2 separate regions of the Homo sapiens genome follow, and region 2 is linked to region 1. Evidence: chromatin contacts called from ENCODE Hi-C or POLR2A ChIA-PET data. All regions are on one chromosome and are shown on one strand. The core of a region is the stretch at or near the end of the contact, and the rest is flanking DNA. Distances in the headings are between cores, read along the strand shown.

What was found. Hi-C counts contacts between places; a loop is a spot of excess contacts on that map. ChIA-PET counts read pairs that join two places held with the same protein, here RNA polymerase II (POLR2A).
Region 2: a loop to region 1 is called in a map of cardiac septum, with 5 times the contacts of the local background. The contact joins two enhancer-like sites. A Hi-C loop is called at or near these places in 1 of 168 maps with a recorded cell type or tissue (cardiac septum). POLR2A ChIA-PET finds 5 or more read pairs at or near these places in 1 of 52 experiments (A549).

What each region holds. Positions count from the first base shown.
Region 1 is chr3:23,486,372-23,492,566 of GRCh38, reverse strand. All of the region lies in intron 3 of UBE2E2 (ubiquitin conjugating enzyme E2 E2), which reads right to left. Among named protein-coding and RNA genes, the nearest start is that of UBE2E2, 290 kb to the right of the region's middle. Within about 2 kb of position 1,931, at least 2 of the 41 ENCODE cell types and tissues checked have a DNase peak (open chromatin) inside an H3K27ac peak, as active enhancers do.
Region 2 is chr3:23,863,091-23,869,537 of GRCh38, reverse strand. The region is part of intron 3 of UBE2E1 (ubiquitin conjugating enzyme E2 E1); the gene reads right to left. Among named protein-coding and RNA genes, the nearest start is that of NKIRAS1, 51 kb to the left of the region's middle. RefSeq lists an enhancer at 3,827-4,586. Within about 2 kb of position 3,502, at least 8 of the 41 ENCODE cell types and tissues checked have a DNase peak (open chromatin) inside an H3K27ac peak, as active enhancers do.

The DNA.
Region 1 (6,195 bases), core at 682-3,181:
ATACCTAAACTGTGTGTTTAAAAAATCTAATCATACTACACAGCAAGTGAGAATTGCTGTCTGCTAATCCTACAACCCAGTGAAATTCTCTTAAAGTATGTGTGTGATTGATCAGGTAGGGAGTATCTTGTCTGAAGAATAGGTGTTCAGTCCCTGTAAGTCCAGGGAACTGACCTGAAATTACCAGGGAATAGGGTAGTGAGAAGAAGATGAGGGGATTTTTCAAAAGCTTTAGCAATCCTTGCTTATAAGCAGAGTCCATGTAACTGAATTCATCCTTCCTGTGGGAAAGTACATTGTTCACATTCAAACTATATATTGCACCTATGTCCAAAGTCCCTTTGGAAGCTAGCTGCAGGGATATTGAGCTTCTGGCATACAACACAATAATGAAGGTGTTTCTCTAGTGACAGTCTCCCTCTAATTTAGGGTTCTACTCCATGTTGTTTGTCCTCTTCAATGTCTGCCTACTTAGGGGTTCTACCCTCAGCTACCTAGTCTCTTCACCTTCATTCTGGGTATCTCATTACCTACCTTTGACAATCACCTACCAAACTGTTAGCATCTCTAATCTGGTCATAAATCTGAGAGTCATCCTTGACCATGCCTCTTTTTTCTCCTCTGCTCTAAGTCCCCCAAATCCTGTTGAATCTTACTTCATTGTTATCTCTGTACTCTGATTATTGGCCGCATCAGCTCTCATTTAGATTATGGCACCAGCATCTTGCATGGTTTCCCTGCCTCCAGTTGTGCTTCCCTCCAATCTGTTTACCAAACTGCAGCTAGGGCAATTTCCAGAAACTCCTTTAAGTAGGATCTTTTGCTTCCCTGCTTTCTCTAGGTTCTTCACGATCAAGCCCAAAGTCCTTTGCAGCATACAAAGTCTTTCATAAAGAATTGGCTCCTGCTTACACTTCTGGTCCCATCCCTTGCCATCCCAAAGCTCCCCTTCAACTCTATTACTCCAATCATACTGGAATTACTTGCAGAGCTTTCAAGAGAGCTGGGCTCTTTCTTGTCTCCTGGCTTTTGCATAAGATGTTCTGTAGGTCTGACCATTCTATTTGACCCCTAGTTCTTAACTTGGCTGCAACCTTTCTGATCCCCTAAAGGCTGTACTAGGTTCTCCTTTGGAAGTGGTAACATTCTGTGCAAATATAAACGTTATAAAAACATAGACATAGGCCTCTAATTTTGGGGGAAGAAGACATATTAAGAAACAGCATTAACTGGATCAAAGGAAAAAAAGAACTCTATACTGACAGTGAAAAGGCATTCCCTATGCCCCAGAGGGTGTTCAGAAACAGGCCAGTACTGTAGTGTCTGAGAGGAGGACAAATGAAGACTAGTATTCCATAGACTCCTGAGATTCCCTGTATTTGTATTCATTAATTTTTTTTTAAAAAACCAATACTGCCAAAGTCTACCAAAACATCTTAGGAAGTTAGGATATAATAGCGCTGATAGAAAAGACCCATTTCATACACTAAACTCCATGCAGAAATGGACTGTTAATTTTATCCCCCATAAGGCTTCTTCCTAGTCCTTAAACATCTGGTTCTAATTCTCCTGAAATATTCCAAGAAAAATAATTATTTTGTACTTTTTTGTCAGTGAATGCTTAATAAATGGGAATGATATTTACCCTCAATCACACTTTACAGATTTGAGATGTAAAGATGAAAAAAATGATTTTGGCTATCTTTCACCAAATATCATTTTAAAGTCACTATTGTTACCTACTCTGTACCCTTTGTTATCACTGTCAACAACTTAGCAGAGAGTAAGAAATAGAAGAAAAAGAATATTTTAAATGAAAAAATAACTACTACTTAATCATCATAATACTTCCTTTTCCCAGGGAAAGCAGTAGCCAGCAAGCTTAGAGAGTAAACGAGCCTTCTATGAGTCACTGAGAAAGGAAGACTTCCTCAGTAAGTTCATGACACTCCTTGACTTCCCTGCCTCTTTTTGTGTTACGTGCGTGTATATTTAATTTTCCCAATGTGTGGATACCTTGCAATGAGTACACAACTATGCCAACAGACTTAAAATTTTAAGAGACATAACTGTATAAAGTAGTGAGCAGGGATAAGCAGAGAAACTGGGAAGCAGGAAGAAAGACTACAGGGAAAAACTGTATATTCTTCCTTTTCTTTTTAAGCTACATTTTTATAATATGCATTTACTTGTAAACATAAAGACCAACCACGGAATCAACAAGAACTAAGTCTTACTTTTTACAGGTTAAGTATCTCTTATCTGAAATGCTTGGGACCAGAAGTTTTTCAGATTTAAAATTTTCAAATTTCAGATGTTCAACATGTATATACATAGGTTGTTAGAAATAGGTTATGATTATAAAGACTTTGGAAACCATCTAGAGTTCAATTTTTTTATAACACAGAAGCAAGCAAGCATTAGAACTGGACTAGAAATCCATTCACTTGGACAATTAGGCATAAAATCAATCAGAATTAAAATACTGAATTATAATATCTGCAATCCTTTAATTAGCTGAAAGGACTCCAGAAATGAGCTGTGTGGTTCTCAACATTTTTTTCCCTTTTCCACTATACCTTCCTTTCCTTGCAGTAAAAATGACTCACTTCAGCAGTGATTCTCAGCATGCATATGGGGGGAAGGGGAAAGAAAGGAATACTTAGGAAAAATGAAAAGGCTCCTTCCCCGCTGAACACTTCCATTGAAGGCCTTCATTTCAAAGGCGATAATATTAAGGGTCAGAAAAGTGAAGTGCTTTGCTCAAGGTCACACCCAGAGAAGAAAACCTGAACCCTCTAATCCAGGGGTCCCCCACTCCCAGTACCAGTCCGTGGCCTGTTAGGAAGGAGGCCACACAGCAGGTGAGTGAGCAAAGCTTCATGTGTATTTACAGGCTCTCCCCATTGTTCGCATTACTCGCATTATCCCATGAAACTATTGTTGTTACCAGGCAAAGCAAGAAACTAGCAGGGCTCACCTCTTCCTTGACCTCTGCACTTATACCATGGAAACAGTAAGAGTTTCACTTTACGGGCTCTAATTTCCCTTTTCTATACCAGCTGTATGACATCTTGCATGCTAATGTCCTCTTCTGTCACATCAGCGGTGGCAATAGATTCTCACAGGAATGCAAACCCTACTGTGAAGTGCACATGTGAAGGATCTAGGCTGTGTATTCCTTATGAGAATCTAGTACCTAATGACCTGACACTGTCTCCCATCACCCACAGATGGGACCACCTAGATGCAGAAAAACAAGCTCAGGGCTCCCACTGATTCTACATGATGGTGAGTTATATAATTATTTCATTATATATTACAATGTAATAATATAAATAAAGTGTATAATAAATGTAACGTGCTTGAATCATCCCAAAACCATCTCCCCGACCCATGCCGTCTGTTGAAAAACTGTCTTCTATGAAACTGGTCCCTAGTGCCAAAAAGGTGGGGGACCACTGCTCTAATTCTAAAGTGAAGACTCTTATCCTGTCACTACATCTGCCAATTAGATACGAAGACTGAAGTAAAAAAACCAGAAAGGTAACCATTATGATAAACTACCCTGCTTGACAGGACACCAGAGATTAAGATGAGCATCTGAGTATATTTTTCAACCTTTTCATCCTGGGCATGTTTCAAATATGTAATGAAAGGCCTCAAGGTACTCAGGGCTTCCAGAAATAGCCTCTCTTATCTGTACTGTAAGAACACTTGGGCCTATGAGCTAGCAAATGTAGCAAAGAATATTTCTTAAATTAATTCCGCCCCCACCTCCCACCTGTTAGGCAGGGAAACTGTGGAGTTTTAATGTATCTACCGATCTTATCTGCAGTATAAACAAGCTTCTGACAAGAGGGTAAACCATTGCTGCCCCTACACAGTTTTCAGGAAGCCAAATCGCTTCTCAAAAATTTTCAATTCTCAAAAATGTTACCACTCATACACGGTGAAATGTAAAGCTTCCCGGTATCATTCTAATTGCATAATTATTACTTTCTAATATTTACAAAAGTAATCACAGTAAAAATTCCATTTAGAAGTTAAGATGGGGCAGATCTGAGGGACAGTTAACTATCTTAGACAGACTAGTTAAGCTGTGTAATTTGTGTTCTCACTCATAAGTGGGAGTTGAACGATGAGAACACATGGACACAGGGAGGGGAACATCACACATCGGGGCCTGTCGGCGGGGCGGTAGGGGGCTTAGCGGAGGAATAACATTTGGAGAAATACCTAATGTAGGTGACAGGTTGATGGGTGCAGCAAACCACCATGGCACTGGTATACCTATGTAACAAAAAACTGCACGTTCTGCACACGTATCCCAGAACTTAAAGTCTAATTAAAAAAAAAAAAAAAAGAAATGTAATCTGTATAAAGAGTTATTATCAAGACAAGTTGTTTCCAAGGTAGGTTAAATATCTACAAGACACTCAATATACTTCTCTTTGGCTGAGAACATCTTTTGTTTCTTGGCTATGAAAATAATAAACAATTTCTTCATACAGTTGTCTAGTTTATTCCTAAAAAGGTTGGTTGTGACATCCTACTACCTGCATTTTTTTTTTTTTAAATATTCCTTACACAATCATCTAGCTCCAAGACCCATCAACACTGTCTCTTCTACCACGCTGTCTGGAAGCCAACGTTATCAAAGCAGAGGAAGTGGAAGACAATTCAACCAGAAGACTAACAGCAAAAGTGACCTGCACACAGAGACACTTAATAAATGCTTGTTGAAGAATAATAAAGAAATATCTTTTGTAAAACATGAATCTATTACCGTAACATGGTGGTAAAGAAAGTATGCTTCAGATCCAGAGATGAAGCGTCCAAATCCTGGCAGTCCCACTTACCTTGTAACTCAGAGCAAGTTACTTAACTTCTTAATGTTACAGTTGTCCATCTCTGAAAAAGTAGCTACTCCAGAAAGTTGATGTGAGCATCAAATGAATTAATATATGTAAGGTGCCTAGAACAGTGCCTGGCTCATAGTAATGGCTATGTAAGTTTATACTATTGATGGCGGTAGTAGCGCAACCGGATTGGCCACTGTGGAGACACTGGCCACAGTGGGGGAGGCACATCTGGGGCTGCATGCTCTGTGAAGCTGGCAGGGGCAGGGAACAGGTGATCCCAGTGGGAGCCCCGGACCCTACCGAGTTGGTAGGGTGGGAGCCTGCACTTCTAGGCGCAGCTGCAGCTGCCCAGCAGTGGTTCTGACTCGGATATCCCTGTGCTCTCAGGACCTGGAAAGCCCCCTGCCCCTGCAGGCTTGGAAGTGCCTGCTCCTACTCCCTGGCCTCTTCCCAATCCCAGCACCTGCTCCAGTGCAGAGCAAAGCTGTAGCTGAGCCTGGGCACTGCTGCGACCGAGCTGGGTGTGCACACACTTGGGGTGGTGCTGTCATGCCAGCCCCCTGCCCCCACCACCTTGGCCGCCTCTGAAGCTTTGGGTTCTGACGAACTCAGGGAGGGAGGCCGGGGGTATTGAGGGAAGCTCAGCATGGGCCTGCAGGCACCCCTCAGCATAGACAGCCTGGGCACCACAGATAGCATGTTGATGGTGGTGGGAGGCAGACAGGTGCCTATGTGGGAGGTGGTGGGACCCCAGTGAAATCCCACCTTCAAGCCAGGAACAGCCTGAAGTCTGGGGACTGGGCTGCCAATCCAAGGTGGAGTCTGCAACTTAGAGTGAGAACTTCATTGACGCCTTTTAGCCAGTCGAATGGTGCTTTTTCCAGGCCCGACCATGGACCAGTCAGCACCTACTTCCTCCATTCTGAGCAAATAAAAACCCCAGACTCAGCCAGACTCAGATACTCATTGGTACAACCTGCCTGCTGAAAGGAGTTACCACTTTGAGTCTCCTGAGAGCTGTTCTGTCACTCAATAAAGCTTCTCTCTGTCTTGCTCACCCTCCAGTTGTCTGCATAACTTCATTCTTCCCAGACGTGGGACAAGAACTTGAAACCTGCAGTGGTGGGGTCAGGTCAGCTCAGGAGCCATGGGCCGGAGCAGGACGGTGGGACTGAAAGAGCTGCAGCACAAACTAGCTGAAACATGACCCCGAGAAAACATGCTTTCCTCCATTTGCCATGCTGTGGGCAAAGAGAAAGAAGAGCTGCAGCCTTCCTGGGAACCCAGATCTCAGGGCTTCCTAAGCCAGAGCTGTGACACACTGTAATAC
Region 2 (6,447 bases), core at 2,253-4,752, 380 kb before region 1:
CTTGTATTTGAACTCTCATCTCACAAGTCACCTTGGGGTGAGGGGGCAGGCAGGAGTGCAGGAATGACCAAAACTGAGACATCACTGAAGTTAACACACACACACACACACACACACAGGAAAAGACCAACAGATCTGACTACATAAAAATTGAAAATCCTTAAAAAAAAAAAAAAAAAAAAAAAAGGATACCATAAAGTTTATAAAAAGGTTGGAGGGGGTATTTTCAGTTCATGATTAAGGGCTAATATCTTGACTAATTTAAATAATAATAATGGATAAAGTACACAGGCAGTTCTCAAAAGTGGAAAATAAACATATGGCAAATAAACAGATGCACAATCTTACTTAGACTCAAAGAAATACAAGTTAAACACTCTGGTACTTTTACCTATCAGAATGGCAAAAATTTCCAGTAAACACTTTGATATAGAAATTCTGCTTCTTGGAACTTACCCTAAGGAAATAACTGGACACGTGCATGTGACTATAGTATAAGGATATTTTGGAGACTCTTACTTATATATGATGAAAAAAATTTGGAATGAGCTAACTTACTGACAGGAGATAGGTTCATTGGAGTACAACCATATGACAGTATACTGTACAGCTCTTAAATAAGAATGAGGTATACATACTAAGCAAGGAAAGAAATCCAGAAGGATTGAAAGAAACAAGTTCCACAACAGTATGCAAAACAAACATTTTTGTAAGATATAAATATACCCGAACTTAATAGTGGTTATACTTGCAGGATGAGATGCAGGGGATTTTCTCCTTCAAACAGATTCCAATTATTGAGATTAAAAAAAAAAAACAACACTGTGTTTACTTCCCAATTTCTATTCTGAAGGACAAAATAAAGGTAGAAGAGATGGAATCTAATCTACCTATTAATGTAGAAAGTAAAGTAATAAGAGAAAGTAAAAGTGGCCAGGCATGGTGACTCATGGCTATAATCCCAGCACTTTGGGAGGCTGAGGCAGGCGGATCACAAGGTCAGGAGATCGAGACCAGCCTGGCCAATATGGTGAAACCCCATCTCTAATAAAAATTCAAAAATTAGCCGGGTGTGTTAGTGGGCGCCTGTAGTCCCAGCTACTCAGGAGGCTGAGGCAGGAGAATAGCTTGAACCCAGGAGGTGGGGGTTGCAGTGAGTGAGATCGTGTCACTGCACTCCAGCCTAAGCAACAGAGGGAGACTCCATCTAAAAATAAATAAATAAATAAAAATAAAAAATAAAAGTAACTATGGTCACCCTAGGGTAAGCAGCGTTTCTGAGTAGAAAGCCAATGCTTTAAGGACTTGGAAAGGTGGGGGGGATACTAAGTCTGGGCTATCAATAATTCTTACTCCAGGCATTCGAATGTATGTTTCATTTAAGCCCAGTTTTCACAGTTATTTTTACAACAAAGTTGCTTAGGAACTGAGGGGAGATCTTTTGACTTATTTTCCTGCTTCATTCCAAACATGTTTTCAATAGTGACCCACTGATATGCTACATCTTTGGGTAAAAAATATCTAGAACACTCATTCATAGGAAATATTTATGACTGCTGCCATTCCCATCTATAGCCCAATGAAAATCATCAGTGACTACAAGGGGTTTGGGTCTCCTGTGGCTCTGTGGTCACATTGAAGGACAGATTTTGGCCTTATGATAAAAGCTTCCACTGACATTTTATTGGAAAATTTGGAAATACTCAGACTAAATGGATACTATCTCACTGTTCTGCCTTCTCTGCTCCCTCCTCTCTATTCAATTCAGGTGCTCTTTCCTACCCTCTTCCTTCTCCTTTGCTCTCAGACATGGGACTGACATACTGAATCTCTAAGAGACTACAAAACCTGCACCAGTATAAATGAAAGGGCTCAAGTGTACTCCAACAGCAGGATGCAAATCTGATTTTGAAATGAGACAGGGGGACCGGAGAGCCCACACAGGAGAAACTTTTGCCAAAAGAGGGTGCTCTTTCTCCCTTCTTTAATGTAGAAATACCAACTGTTATCTAAGATAATTATTTGTCAATTTATCTAAACAGTCAAAACACATGGAAGATTTGAAATGGGTGAATTTAATTGTGTATAAATTACACCTCAACAAAGTTGATGATAATTTATCCAAATATAAGCAAAACCAAAGTTTGAACTCAATTCTCCAGAATTTATTACATACAGGTTTGTTCTGACCTACTATTTGTACATCTAAAGTATCACTCCAAGAACCAACATAAATCAAAGACAGAAAAGTACCCTAACACAATTGCAGAGAAATATATAATTTTCAAAGTTCCTTCACAAACTTTGACTTCTTTTGATCTTTGCCTAGAATCTTTGAATCAGGAAAGGTAACATTTATCCATTTTAAAGATGAGGAAAATAAAATACATAAAATATAAAAAAGACAAGAAGAAAGTAATACAAAATAAAGAAATACATTTAAAAACAAACAAAGAGAAAAAAAAAAAAGATGAGGAGAAGGATTCAGGATTAAGTGATTTGTTTGTACAAAGTCAGAAAGCCTGGAAGTCAGTTCTGGCTAATGGCAATCCAGGTTTTCTTAAGGTGATATATTTTTACTACACCCATGAAGCTTAAAATAAAGTTACCTGTCTTTGGACTCAACACAAAAGTTGTTTAATCACAATTACTGGTCTGCCTTTCCTACCTTATTATTTCATTTCTCTTTCACATTTGGATGGAAGCCAGGATTAAATAAGAACAAGAAAATCTTGTGATCTGCCAAAAGGTGTTATTTAAATTTCTTAATACCAAAAATTAAATCACTTTATTTGCAGAAATCAATTAGGTGAAAATAAAAGCATACCACACACAGTACTTAGTGTGGAGAGGAATTTCGATAATAATGTGACAACTCCAAAAATGCAGAGAATCCCCCACCTTAATGAAAACCAAAGACATTTTGGGGAAACAAGCATCAGTTCAATTACAGTCCAAACGTTATGCCCCTAAGCTGCAAAGAGAACAAGAAAGATGCACAATTCTTTTTTCCCCCTAGAGCTAAAAAAAAGCAGGTATAGAACATGAGACCTACTTTCTCCAGCTCAGAAGTTAGGTTGGTCCCACAGTCCAGGAATTCAGATCCACTTCACTCTATTCCATTCTAGTTCACAGTGGCACTGGGAGGTCCAGCAGTCATTAGAATGACCTGCACTGAAATGTGAGGTCAACCCCTGCCTGAGGATACAATATCACCCACTGCTCAATGCTCTGTGAAGCTGAGGCCTCTGCAACTTCTTTGTTCCCTCCCTCTCCACTGCAGGATCCACAACTCAGAACTACCAGGAAATAACAGGGTCAGGAGGTGAGGAGAGCTATTTACTGCACTTGGGGGAATCACTGGCTTCTTTCTTGGCCCCGGCTGGCCTGGAGAGACAAGAGGAAGGCTGTTTATATTTGCATAGGGCTGAGAGACTGAATGAGTGAGGTTATGCCCTGCATGTCAAATACAGGGCTGGGCTTGGAGGGGAGGGTCTGGTTGCTTTCTCATTGCCAACTCTTTCACCCAGGCGAATCCTTGGTCCTGCTGTCTACACACACCCTTCTAGCTGAGCAGTAGACAATAGCTTTCAAAAGGCTAGATGCTGCAGCAGCAGCAGCAGCTAAAGAGGCCCACAGATGGAGGGCTGATGTGGGACATTTCACAGCTACCTAAACGTAACAAGCCTAGAATGACTGGTAAGCAAATACTGGTGGCCACTGGTCAGGCACGAAACTGGCTTGTAAGTTAACAGACGGCAGAGTCATATGCTACTTCATGTTGGTATCAGTTGGTTTCTAAAATGATTCAAACAGTCATTTAATACCAAGAAGTCCAAAGCATTATCCCCAAACAGAGAAGGGTGCTGACTTACAAACATGTCCTATTCCAGCCAAGTGCTCACAGGTGTGAGCCAGCACTTTGGAAGTCCGAGGCAGGCAGACTGCTTGAGCCCAGGAGTTAGGGACCAGCATGGGCAACATTGTGAGACCTCATCTCTAAAAAAATACAAAACACAGCCGGGCATGGTGGCATGCACCTGTCATCGCAGTTACTCGGGAGGCTAAGGCGGGAGGATCACCTGAGCCCTAGGAAGTTGAGGCTGCAGTGAGCCGAGATTGCACCACTGCACTCCGGCCTAGGTGAGTGACAGAGTGAAACTCCATCTCAAAAAAAGGACTAAGTCTTAACTGACTGAAGAGTCTCCTGCTAGCCTTGAAGAAGCAAGCTCCTATGACATAAACTACCTAAGAAAAGGGCTAGAGAACTATGAGCGGCCTCTAGGAGTTGCCTGGGCCTCAGTCCCATAGCTGCAAGGAACTGAATTCTGTCAACAACTATGTGACCTTGTAAGAGCTACAGATGAGGACACAGGCCAGCTGACTCCTTGACTACAGCCAAGAGAGACCCTGAGCAGAGGGCTCAGCTAAGCTATGCCTGGATTCCTGACCCACAGTAACTGTGAGATACTAAATGTGTGTATTGTTTTGGGCTGCTAAATTTGCAGTAATTTGTTACACAGAAAGAGAAATCCTGACAGTCTGAAATTTATTTTCAGAAGAAGTTGAAACAGAGGGTCTCTGCACCAGTGGTCATTAACATGGATGAGGGCAGAGGTGCTGTACTGAAAAAGAGCTTATGCATGCAGGACAGTAAGACCCCAGTTTTCTTTCTCCACTCAGCTCCCAGAACACAGGCCGGCCTTCGCCCTCCAGGCAGTCTCTTCTGGGGAATATGAGCGACTCAGAGGAAAGACCTTTCTAACTAAGGAACAGATAACTGAGGAACATGGTTCTTTTCTAACATAAAAATCAAAAATCAAAACAAACTAGAAGATAGCCAACTACAGAAAACAGAAATTATAGGGAGAATTTCAAAATAAACTTATTAATATCCAGAGAGACAGAATACATTGCACTTATGAAAAAAGAATAAAGCCAAAACAAAATAACATTCAGAGGAGAAAAAGTAGCTTTTGAAAATTAAAAACAAAAGCAAGCAAACAAAAGATTTCAAAAACTCAATAAAAGATAAAGTTGAAATCTCCCAAGAAAGTAGAAGAAAGGCTGCAAATAGGAGAGAAAAGATACAACAATTAAAGGACCATAGGAAGGACAAAGATTTGAATAGTGAGAGTGATCCAGAAAGGGTAAACAGAGAGGAGGTCCAAAATAACTTAAAACTTACCAGGCCATGAGTTTCCACATTGAAAAGGCACAGTACATTGGAGGAAAACTGACCTACACAAGGTGGCACATCAAGTTTCCAGGGAGAAAAAAAAAAGTAATGTGTAAGAAACCCCAAATCAGCGGGCTTCAGATTTCAAAAGCAATAGTGGGAGTAAGCTGGCACTGAAGCAATGTCTTCAAAATGATTTCCAATACAAATTCCACACCAGACAAACTATCAATCAAGTGCTAGGGAAGAATAGAGATCTTTTCAGATACTTGAGGTCTCTAAAAAATTATCTCCCAAGAATCCTTTTTCAGGAAGTTACTGAGGGATGTACTCTGCAAAATAAGGGCATAAACAAGAAAAAGATAAAGGAAACAAAACTTCTATGTAGAATAGTAAAGAGAATTCCCCAAAAGACAGTGACACGAGAATCCGGTATGACAGCTATAAACAGAGTTAGCAGGTAGCCTGTTAAAACCAGAAGAGGTCAGATGGCTCTGGGGAGAGATTTCTTCAAAAAAGATAAAATTCAGGCTGGGCGCGGTGGTTCACGCCTGTAATCCCAGCACTTTGGGAGGCTGAGGTGGGTGGATGACCTGAGATCGGGAGTTTGAGACCAGCCTGACCAACATGGAGAAACCCCATCTCTACTAAAAATAGAAAATTAGCCAGGCGTGGTGGCGCATGCCTGTAATCTCAGCTACTTGGGAGGCTGAGGCAGCAGAATCACTTGAACCCAGAAGGCGGAGGTTGCGGTGAGTTGAGATCGCGCCACTGCACTCCAGCCTGCGCAACAAGAGCGAAACTCCGTCTCAAAAAAATAAAAAGTAAAATAAAATTTATATAAAACCTATGCATCTGAATGTCTTTTGAGGACTTTTAGATAATTGTGAAGGCATCTGGGGTTGAATTTGTGACAAGTATATATATGTAGTGGGTAGGGAAGGGCACAGAGGGAGAAAGGGAGAGGGGAAAAGGTGAGAGAATAACTTGGGGAGGGAGGTAGTCAAGCAAGGAAGGAAAAGTAACCACATGTGAATAATGCTCACATAATATAAACAGTGAATATTTTATCAACATTGATCTAAGCAAAACAGGATAAAGGAAGAGTGTGACTAGGTAGGAAAGAACTAAGTTGTCATCATCCATTGTCATGAATCAAGAGTTATTGGTAAAAACTGAAATATAAAGTAATATGAGTATATACCTAAAAACAGGATATAAACAACAAAGTACTCGGCTCAAGGAGGTACAAGTAGTTGCCACTAGAG